3 separate regions of the Homo sapiens genome follow, and regions 2 and 3 are each linked to region 1. A link is a loop called in an ENCODE intact Hi-C map of the cell type or tissue named here. Cell type or tissue: PC-9. All regions are shown on one strand. Links, peaks and the distances in the headings refer to the core of each region. The heading gives the core; the rest is flanking DNA.

The links. Peaks named below come from ENCODE experiments on the same cell type or tissue, not always from the same donor. Only the 100,000 strongest peaks of a DNase experiment are listed, where the experiment ranks them.
Region 2: a loop joins it to region 1, with 25 times the contacts of the local background. A loop is called at or near these places in 19 of 110 quality-filtered maps.
Region 3: a loop joins it to region 1, with 7 times the contacts of the local background. A loop is called at or near these places in 2 of 110 quality-filtered maps.

What each region holds. Positions count from the first base shown.
Region 1 is chr1:179,704,740-179,708,527 of GRCh38, forward strand. All of the region lies in intron 2 of LOC105371635 (a long non-coding RNA gene), which reads right to left. Among named protein-coding and RNA genes, the nearest start is that of FAM163A, 37 kb to the right of the region's middle. In PC-9, for the core only: CTCF peaks have their summits at 1,795 and 1,994; no DNase peak of the experiment used is centred there; H3K27me3 peaks cover 655 bases.
Region 2 is chr1:180,480,512-180,484,299 of GRCh38, forward strand. The region is part of intron 3 of ACBD6 (acyl-CoA binding domain containing 6); the gene reads right to left. Among named protein-coding and RNA genes, the nearest start is that of ACBD6, 20 kb to the right of the region's middle. In PC-9, for the core only: CTCF peaks have their summits at 2,097 (motif pointing left) and 2,298; a DNase peak (open chromatin) is centred at 2,100.
Region 3 is chr1:180,861,413-180,865,200 of GRCh38, forward strand. XPR1 (xenotropic and polytropic retrovirus receptor 1) reads left to right here. Exons shown (of 15, transcript NM_004736.4): 12 at 2,296-2,462. The region is part of intron 1 of LOC124904464 (a long non-coding RNA gene); the gene reads right to left. Among named protein-coding and RNA genes, the nearest start is that of LINC02816, 43 kb to the right of the region's middle. In PC-9, for the core only: CTCF peaks have their summits at 1,954 (motif pointing left) and 2,153; a DNase peak (open chromatin) is centred at 1,919.

The DNA.
Region 1 (3,788 bases), core at 850-3,349:
GCTTTCAAAAACTTCCTCTGCTTGGAACATATCTCCTAAAGACTGATTTAGTGGCTCCTACGTGATTGATTCTAATGAGCAACAAGAGCTGAGAACTACCATGCGGGAGGGTAACACCAACTACATACAAGAAACAAACATATGTCCTGACCTTTCTTACTAAAACTTTAAAGTGGTGATTCTCAAGGGAAGGAGTTGGAGGAGCACACTGCCTGGATGAAGAGAGAACTTCATCAATCTATTCACACTGCCCCTCCTCCCCGCCCCATTTCTTCAGTCCTTCTGTGAAAGCTGATCATATGAATTGGGCCATTCTTGTCACACCCACATGAAACAGTTGAGAAGCCATGAGGGAAAAGAACTCAGGACCCAAAACGTTGCTCCAAAAATGTAATTCTCTGCACACCTGGCTGCTGAAGCTGCGTGCTGTAATCTGAAACCCATTTCATCAAATAGTTGCTAAAATGATTTGCTGCAATTTTATGACTAATTTTATCTACTGCCATCACTCACTAATCAAAACTTGCAGCTCCCTAGAACCTTATTAGTGCCAAAGAACTTTCTCAAAGAGCAGTATGTAACGTTTCTCTTATTTATTTTTATTTGTTTATTTATTTATTTATTTTTGAGACGGAGTCTAGCTCTGTCACCAGGCTGGAGTGCAGTGGCGCAATCTCGGCTCACTGCAACCCCCGCCTCCCGGGTTCAAGCGATTCTCCTGCCTCAGCCTCCCGAGTAGCTGGGATTACAGGCGCCCGCCACCATGCCCAGCTAATTTTTGTATTTTTAGTAGAGACGGGGTTTCACCATGTTGACCAGGATGGTCTCGATCTCTTGATCCGCCCGCCTCGGCCTCCCAAAGTGCTGGGATTACAGGCGTGAGCCACTGCACCTGGCCACATTTCTCTTTTTTATAAAACCCCCAACCTTCTCTTTGTTCTTCAGACATACCAAAGACCGCCCTGTATGCCATGAATTGCAATTCTTTCTTCCCAAATGAAAGTGACAGCCACTGTGACATATCCAAGGGTTTTATCCCTCAGACATGCGAGCATGGGCATAAGAAGCTGAGAACTCCTATGTTAGAAAGTAATTTTATTTTTAATAAGTGAAATAGAGTAGCAATAGGTTACTGTAACTCATCTGAATTTGATTATCCACTATGTAAGTTCTATATTCTTTTATCTCCCATAGTGGTATTTTCCTACCAAATATTGTAAAAAATGTAATGTGGGCCATATCATGAACAATACTTGAATTGTGATGGCTTTTTTCCCCTCTCACAATACTGGCCAAACGGATGGCAACGTGGGGAGAGTCGAAACAACCTTCCCAACAGTGAAGCCGGTGGCAACTCTTCTTTTGTTTGTTCATGCCATGACATTGATTGGGCAAGATAAACTGATATCATTGGAACCTTTGTGAAATCTTAACAAAACTGAATTTGCTGTTGTCTTTGAAATGAGTCTTTAGGAGTGTCAGGGTGTCATAAGGAGTGTTTGGTGTCATAAGGGCATTGGCCGAGGGTTAGTTGGTAATACTGCCCGGATAGCTGAGCTTTCAGCAGCAGCTGCTAAAACGGAGAGCCAGGGCAAAGTAGTGTGTGAAAACCTCATTCGAGTTTTCAACTTGGAGATGATAAGCCCAGGATTTCTCTACCTGAATTACTCCTCAGAGTAGACTTGGTGAGGGGACTACTTCACCAAAGCTGGATTTTTAAAAAATTGTTTTGTTCTAAAGTCAAATTAATTATTCTTTAGAGGGTTTTGCTTTTTCCTTGCTGCTAGGTGGCGCTCTAGGACAGGAGTTCTGTTGCCAGGCCAGCTGCTAAAAATCCTTCCCTTGTGTGTTTCATCGCAGGTTTTAGAGTTAAAAATGGAGCTAAGAGCTAACTTCATCCAACCCCTCTTTTTACTTGGAAGAAAAAAAAAAACAAGTTAAGTGACCTAGAACATGAATTCATTGGAAATAGGTTCTTAATGTGTGATCTTCCCACAGATTAAAATTTCCCTTTCTAATTTTACCCTCCAGGAAATGGCCACAGAGCACTCCCTTTTTACAGAACTTAAACTTTAATACTGTATAGTTATCTATTCTTTGAAGGTGGTGGGGAAACACCAACAACCCCTAATCTCTTTCAGAAGCTACAAGTACTGATTCTATCTTGCTGCATTGAAAAAGTTTTAAGAAAAAAAAATCACTTTGCCATCTTTATTTTGGCCTTTCCATGCAGATGTGTTTTCACCTCCTTTATAAATTACTGCTATAGGAAAAAATAGAAAATTTTTACAATTTTGGCACATTTTTTAGTCTTTAAAATGATTTTTTTAATTCCAGGGCATTAAGTTTTGTGTTTGTCTGCCTTTCTGGGGGAAGGTTCTTGGCTTGCTCAGATTCTCAAAAATGATTAAGAATGCCTGCAGGAGGCCGGGCGCAGTGGCTCATGCCTGTAATCCCAGCATTTTGGGAGGCCGAGGTGGGCAGATCACCTGAGGTTGGGAGTTCAAGACCAGCCTGACCAACCTGGAGAAACCCCATCTCTACTAAAAATACAAAATTAGCCAGGTGTGGAGGTGCATGCCTGTAATCCCAGGTACTCGGGAGGCTGAGGCAGGAGAACCACTTCAACCTGGGAGGCAGAGGTTGTGGTGAGCCGAGATCGCGCCATTGCACTCCAGCATGGGCAACAAGAGTGAAACTCCATCTCAAAAAACAAAAACAAGAATGCCTGTAGGAATTCTGCATCCTGTAATATGACTATTTGCTCACCAGATTCTCGGTGAGATGGAAAACTGATTAACCCTTGTGACTTCACTCTCAAATGAAGACAAGCAAATTCTGTGGTCAGAGCCTGGTTTTAACTCACATCAGGAGTCAGCTCTAATAACCATCACTTACAGAGGACTTTACAAATTGCAAAACAGCAGAGGCTGCTGCCAACTAAAGTTTAAATCACATTAACACAAGGATAGTATATAAGACAAGGGAGTAGTTTGATAAGTTCTACACCTCTGTTGGCTTCTAGGAAGCAAAACGTTTACAAAGAAGATAGACCAGCATTCACAAGAGAACTGATCGGATAATAAGAGTTTTATGGAGTTCATATGTGCCACAAGCTGTTTATTCTGTGTGCTTTTATATAGATTACATCATGTAATCCTTGCAACAGCACCATGGGGTAGGTGGTGTTATTACTCCCATTTTACAGATAAGGAAATCAAGGCACAGAAATGCATTTTGCCAACATCATGTCAGAAATTAATATTGTATTACAATAATCTTAATATCCAATTACTAAATGCTCATTATATGCCAAAACTTTTACATATTTAATATTTACAGCATCCTTGTTACTATTCTTTTTTTTACAAGAGGAAAAACTTGAGGATCAGAAAATTATTTACCAAGAATCACGCTAGTAAGTGGTAGGACCTTAAATAAGTCAGATTTCGCCAAAGAGTTGCCCATATTATCTTCTTATACTTCTCCGATTACCTATTAAACCAATTCCAGTTCCACCTACACCACTCCACCAAAACTGCTCCTGTCAAGGTCTCCAGCAACTCCATGCTGAATCCACTAGTCAGCCCTCAGTCATCCCATCTGACTTATCAGTAGCATTTGATACACTTGACAATCCTCCTCCCTGACACTTTCTGTCCTCCCAGCACATCTCATTCTCTAGGGTTTCCTCGTACTCATTGGTCAAAGCCTTAGCATCTTTTGTGCCTCCTCCTCTTTTTCCTGGCCTCTTAATGCTGCAGGGCACCAGGCCTCATTCTCTTGGG
Region 2 (3,788 bases), core at 662-3,161, 780 kb after region 1:
TCTGAAGGCAGGGTAAGGGGGTAGACAGTTGATAAGTTCTATTTTAGACCTGTTGAGTCTGAAGTGCCAATGCAACACTAAACAGAAATGCTCAATAAGTATTCCAGCACATGAAACTCAAAGCCAAAAAGGCAGAGTTCTTCAAGTCAAATGGAGCTTGTAGAAGTACTTGATTAGGCTCACATTATGTTTAACTTTAAAAAAAATCAGAAGATGTCACTTAAAAAATGAGATTTCAGGCTGGGCACGGTGGCTCATGCCTGTAATCTAGCACTTTGGGAGGCCGAGGTGGGTGGATGACTTGAGGTCAGGAGTTCGAGACCAGCCTAACCGACATGGTGAGGCCTTGTCTCTACTGAAAATACAAAAATTAACTGGGCATGGTGGCATGTGCCTGTAGTCCCAGCTATCCAGGAGGCTGAGGCAGGAGAATTGCTGGAACCCGGGAGGCAGAGTCTGCAGTGAGCGGAGATCGCACCACTGTACTCCAGCCTGACAACAGAGTGAGACTCCGTCTCAAAAAAAAAAACAAAAAAAAAACAAGATTTTATATCAGATCTGGCACTACTGAGCATTCATGGCAATAACTGGCTGGAGCTAACATCCAATTCCCCTCTTTAAATAGGGCATGCACTTCACTGCAAACCACAACCTTGTGATTCTCTCTATATAAATCAAAACCGACTTCATTCATTTATGTTAATGGCTTGGCCCATGAAGGCGCTTGTTTTTGATTTTTTTTTTTTGTGACCCTGGTCTAAAAACCCTAATCCCTGATCAGGATCACAGAAAAGATCAGGGCTAAAAAATAAATTTAGAATCAATATAGACTGTGGTTAAAACTGCAAGAATGATAAGGAGAGACACAGTTTTGAAAATCATCAACACAGGCTGAAACTTGGGGCAAAAAAATACTTAATCATGCAGACTTTGTGCTTTATAATATTTCTATTACCTTAAAAGTGGCCTTTACCATACTCAAATCTTAATTCAAAATTCACTTTCCCTGTGTATATTTTAATTTCTTCAGCAACACTGTTAGTCTTTAACCAAAAATGCTAAGTTTTCTATTTATTCCCAGGTAGCTTTTTTCAGGAATTGCTAATAGCATCCTACATATCTATATGCTCTAAAAATGCTAATTAAATTAAATAAAGTATTCCCCTTATACTGAGCATAAGTTATGCCCTGGAACTTGAAGAAACAAAAGAAGAACCAGAAGGTTGGAAATACACTCTAAGAGAGAAATATAATGGATTCATGTTATTTACCCTGGAAAAGAGAATTATAAGGAAATTAGAATAATCTAGGTATCCTCTATGGTATGGCCCTGTGCTGAACTTTGTAGGTGGTAAATAGTAACACAAAGGCGAATCTGACACGGTCCTTGCCTTGAAGAGTCTATGGGCTGGATGGAGTACTATCAAGTTCGATAGTCAGGTGAATTTCTTTCTGAGATGAGAGTTTTAATACATGAGAAATATATAACTTAAAGAAATATTCTCTAGCATAAGGCACCTAGAGAACCTCAATTTAATACCTTATAGTCAACAAAAATTAGATATGAATAACAAGAAAAAAGTCAAAGGTAAATTTTTGTCAAAAACAAATCTGTTTAGTTATTTTTTTAAATATAAATTATAAAAATTATGACTGCCTTCATAGGTAAGTATAAACAACAGGTATAAATTTATCTATCTTTCAATAATTTTTATAGGTAAAAGATAACTAGCTGATGTTACAAAAACCACAGATGAATAGCAGCCAATTTTGCAAAAGGCTAGATGGATACTGGACAGCTAGACAACCACTTATTTGGCTGCTGGAACTAAAGAAAGGAGAGTGTCAGTTCTCCCATCTATGCTATTTTTCTCCATGGTCAACACACAAATAACAATGGATGCTAGTCTAAACATCATCAGATCAGTGAGGTGAAGAGAAATGAAGTTAATAATAAGATCCCGAGTAAATATAAAAGTTTTAAAGATCTAAGAAGTTAAAAAAAAAAAAGCAAGAGAGAACCAAGGTATTAACAATATCACTGAAACACACAGAAAACACTAGAAATTCCCGAGAATAAAAACGCATCTTATTTATGTTGAACTTTGCTCCCTCTGGTGGTCACTAAAGGTTTTACTAGATGCGAGTAGAAACGGAGGAAGAGGACAAAAGAGAAGTGGAATTGCAGAAACTAAGTTAACCTTCATCTATATATCAGACAAACGTTCAATTTTCAAAGAAAACTTTTTTAAAAGAAGAATTTAGAGCTCAGTGTTACGGAGGTAGCTCTGAGGATTACAGAAACAGTCACAAGTGAAAAGATACTTCTAGGGAATGGGACTGAAAGTGTGTGAGTGTGTGGGGCAAGGTACTTGTTCTAAAAGTTTCATTTTATACTCTTCCACACTGTTTGAATTTTTGTTTCCATAAGCCTCTATTATTTTCATGAAAATATCATTTAGTGGACAATGTGGAGGAATACCTAAGTCTTTTTACAAGTTTACAATCAGTATATTTCGCTTCTCAGAGTAAAAGCCACAATCCTTATTACAGCAGGCTATATTACCATGTGCCCAACTCTGCCTCATTTTCTATTTCTCCACCCCTCGTTCTCATATACATTCAGTCCTTATTGCAGTTTCTAGAGTACGTCAGGCATGATCCTACTTTAGAGACTTGCACTAGCTGTTTCCTCTATACAGAATGTTCTTCCCCCTGTATGGCTCATTCTTTCACTTAATTTCAATCTATGCTCAATGTTACCTTTTCAGTGAGCCTCTCCTGACCATCTTATTTTAAATTAAGAAGGTACCCCTGCCTCCTGTGTGCCCTATCCTTCTTCCCTGCTTTCTCTCCACAGTGCTAATCACTTTCTAAGACACTACAACTTTACTAATACATTATTAATATTTACTATAATATTTACTTTATTACTTATCTCTGTCCGACTGTAAGCTTCCTAAGAGCAGGGGTTGTTCTGCTGTGTTCAGTGCTAAATCCCCAGCCCCTAGAACTACAACTTGCACACAGTAAGTATAAAACTAATGTGTGAAATAAATGACTGACTAGTATCAATAATACCTTAATACATGGTAGAAAAAAGAACAAAATGCCTCATTTTATATTTGGTTCAATATAAAATGGTAATCTATTACAGATTAGGATACAATTATATATGCAAAATACATACTATTAATCTTTTAATCAGTGATATCTGGAGAGAGATCATTAATGTCATTAATGGGCTGCTTTTTTGTTTTTGCCTAGTGTATATGACTAAGATACCAAATACACTCAAATGTAATCATTCTGCTATTAGTACTTGAAAGCTTTTGTATAATAGGACTCAAAAGAAATAGTACCCATGCATCTTGAACAAGAATCTTCTCCAAAGAGCTATGGAAAATATCAGATACTACCCGGGAATTATGAAAAAATACCTAATTCTTTAATTTGGAAAATGTCCTCTTCTAGAACTATTAATATTTATCAGGAATAAAAACACATCTTTTTGTCCAGAGTGGAAAATACATTAAAATTACTACAAGACTTACAGTTTGGTGGTCCTGCTTTACATGTCAACATTATTTATTTACAAGCAAGGAAACCACTTCAGAACAGGGTTACCTCATGGCTCAGGGCATTCACACTAAAGAAAATTATTACACTTCCATGTGATCAGAGTCAATTTAGTAGTAGCCAAAAAAACAAGGTGACTGGGGTGCGGTTATTTTCCAATTTCACCAAAGTTTTTACAAAACTGCCTTATTATTTGTCAAAACTCATTG
Region 3 (3,788 bases), core at 662-3,161, 1.2 Mb after region 1:
GTGAATTATTGAATGACACTTCTCAGCTAGACCCTATATCTGCACATAGAATGAAATAAATACATGTCAGAACACACGAACTATACCTAGATAGTAAGTAAATAATTTTTTAGGCATTTTAAGTTGATAATTTATGACATAATGTTGTAGTATAAATATTCAGCTCAATTTGTTTTTAATGAAGAAAAATTTTTGTGGAAATAGTTTAAATGTGAAAATGTGATTATATCAGAGCTGGGCTATTCATGAGAATCACATGTGGACCATTTAAAGAAATACCAATTTCTTTCCCTACCACTGCCTTTCTAAGAGAAGCAGCTAAACAGTGATGTGCTAGTATATGTTCAAGAAACCAGCTCTTGGGTGGGAGTGGGGATAAGGAGCATTGATTCCTAGTGTTTGCTGATTTCCACGGTGTAAATACTTCCACTATAGCCAATTTCAAGCTACTAAGATGATAACACTGAATGTGGAGTGAGGAAAAGATGTACAGTAGCACAGCATTATACAGTATTTCCATCATGCAAGTACAATAAATACATCCAACCTCGAGAATAAAAGCAAAAATTAATAAAATTAAAAAGTAATGAATTTTGAGTATGTGTTACCTTTGTTTTAATATAGCTATTTATAAAGTTATGTAAGTTAATTTTTAATAATGACTGAGTTTGACAACCAGCTTCCAGAGTTTCTGAAAATTTAACAATTGGCCTCTCATAAGCTGATGAGAACTGATGTTCACACAACACTGAAGCTCCAAGGCAACTATTTTTTTTTTAACTAATTGATTGCAAGTAATTTGCCAACCAGTTGTTTTTCTAAAATACAGATCTGATCCTAAAGCCCACGAAGGCGTTCCACAGTCAGACCCAGATGAGTCTTTTTCAGCCTCATTTTAAATCATACCATTTCTCTCACATCTTCTATATGTCACCTACACTAGATGTAGGTAACTTGTAGCTTCTCAAACACACCTGTACTTCCCCCCACCTTCTCATTATCTGCCTTCTCAGTATCTTCCTTCAGCCTCGAATGACCTCACCTTATCTGCCTGACTTTTGCAATACTATTTATTTATCCTTCTAGAACTAACTCAAATGCTGCTTTCTCTTACTTCCTACTGTTGGAAACATTCCCATTTGCCTTGGTGCTCTCATAGCCCTTTGTTTATACTTCATTTTGAGCTCAAATTTATCAATTTATAATGAATGAATGTTTCACTCTCTAGATTATAAACTTCTAAGGGGTGCCTTTAAATCATACTGTACTTATTAACACATTAATATAACCTAAAAGTGGTTAATGAACACTTGCTTATTTTAACAGAAAAAAATTATGAACGATGCATGATATATCCTTCACTTTCTATATCTTTGAGAAACTGACCAAAATTTAAACTTTTTTGAATTAGATTTGTACGCCTTTTTTTCCTGGTGATGCAGAACCATATTAGTAGTTATATACCTATAGCACACCTAGAGACATTTCACAATGGACTCTAGAGCTTACCAAAGAAGAATTTCATTAGATAGTATATGAAGCAGAAATGATTAAATTGTATAACTATATTTGTGAATCATTATTCTCATTTAGTGTGCCTTATAATAAGTATTTTCAGCATAAAGCCAAAGGTTACTTTATAGTGTTCCCAGCAAATTAGGCCTTTGTATCAATAAACACCCTCTAAGAAAAGCTAAAATATCATACTTTGCTTTGTGACTTGAGAGAAATTTGCTTTCATACATATCCTTAAGGGTAAAATCCTTATCACTCTGTTGTTTTCGGGCATTTTATCTAGACTTAGGATTATCTGGTTGCCATCATGATAAGTATGGACAACATCTAAGTGTATGAAGGAAATGTTCTAAAGTAAAAACAATCCAAGAATTTCTTGAAGCAAATGCACATTCCTTGTTAGTAGTGTTTCAGGAATCTTTTTCATATTTTGCACTAGGCTGCCACCTGATGGCAAAAGTTAAAATTGCATCTTTTGTAACATTCGACGCCTTCATTGCAATTATACAGATTTTTATGTATTCAGCATAGAGCCTCCAAAACTTTTATACATTTGTGTAAGTGTTATGTATTCAATAAATGTTTGATGATTGCTTTGGACCTCAGGGAAATCATATTTATTATTTAACCTTTGTTAGACAGTGATCTTCCTACGATCTGTTTAAAGCTTTGCTTTCTTATGGAGCTATTTTAAGAATCTGTTTTAATTAGTGTTATTAATGAAAAATTTTACTTAAATGTAGTAATTTTCTCTTTTCTCTTTCCCTCTTCTTTCTTCAGAACGAGGTCACTCGGACACTATGGTGTTCTTTTACCTGTGGATTGTCTTTTATATCATCAGTTCCTGCTATACCCTCATCTGGGATCTCAAGATGGACTGGGGTCTCTTCGATAAGAATGCTGGAGAGAACACTTTCCTCCGGGAAGAGATTGTATACCCCCAAAAAGTATGTATAAAGAGTGTGTTTGTTTAAAAGAACAAACTTAGGTATACCACTAGCTAATCCTGTTGCAGTACAGACCCAACCTCTAATTATATTACTCTAATATAATTAGAAAAATAATTAACAAAAATACTAATTCATTCGGTCAGCAAAAATATATTAGATGTTTACTATATGCTAGGTACTATAGGAAATCAAAACAAAGTAAAATTCTCATTCTCAAGGAAAGCCATAAACTATGTTCAGATAAGTAAACAAATTGCAATACAATGCGATAAAGACTGGAATGGAAGAATAAATAACTTACTGTAGTTTATGATTTGTTTTTGAACATGGAATGCCCTCAGTCTGAAACACTCTCTCTCGTCTGCTTTGTAAACACCTGTTCCTCCTCTTTAAAAGTCAGTTTAAGTGTTACTTTCTCCAAGAAGCCTTTCTTTATTTTTCCTAGCATAGTCAGCTATTCATCTTAATCTTTTTTTACCCTATATAAACTACCATTATAGCAGTTATCACACTGTATTATAATAATGTGCTTAGGTGTCCATATTCTTCACTTCCAAGCATAATTACTGGTCTATAGTAGACTTAATGTTTCTGGGATGAATGAATAAATACTTGACTAAATGAAAAGTGTCATGAAAAGACAAAGGAGAAGGAGTGGCTGACTCTGCTTGATTGCATCAAGAAGACTTCTCCTTTCATTTATTTCATCTAATATTTGTTAAAATCAAGTGCCATTTCAATCAGAAAACATAGATAATTCTTTAGGAATAATTCTTTAGGAATTATTTTAGGATTTTTTCTATGTATTAATAAAAAGACAAGAGGGGCTGAATTAAAAAGTCAAAAAATCAAAAATATCTGTACTCAGATATTTTAGTAAAGGATAAATACCATGATTAGACCTTGAAAGAAATTAAACAATGAACTGGTAATCCTGAATGTGAATGTAAATTCTAATCCCAGCTCTTTCACTAACTAGCTATATAATTGTCTGCAACCAGACTATAGTGGATTCTTGTTTATGAGGTAAGTATGTTAAACTAGATTATCTCTTGATCTTTTCCCAGTCTAAAATTCTGTGATGGAGAGGGAAGTGTAGATTAGGTCACTAACATTTTCTACTCTATCAGCATGTCACTAGAACCTTAAAATTGTATTTGGAAAAGTGTATGGATGTGTAATATTCAATTGGTAAGTAGGGAAGGCCATTTTCAGGTGTGAGGAATGGTGAATTCAAAGAATGATATGTAGAGTAACTTCAGATGAACAAATAAAGGGGAAAAGGGGAGAGTTGTTGACAGTGATCTTTTTTACCTAAACTAT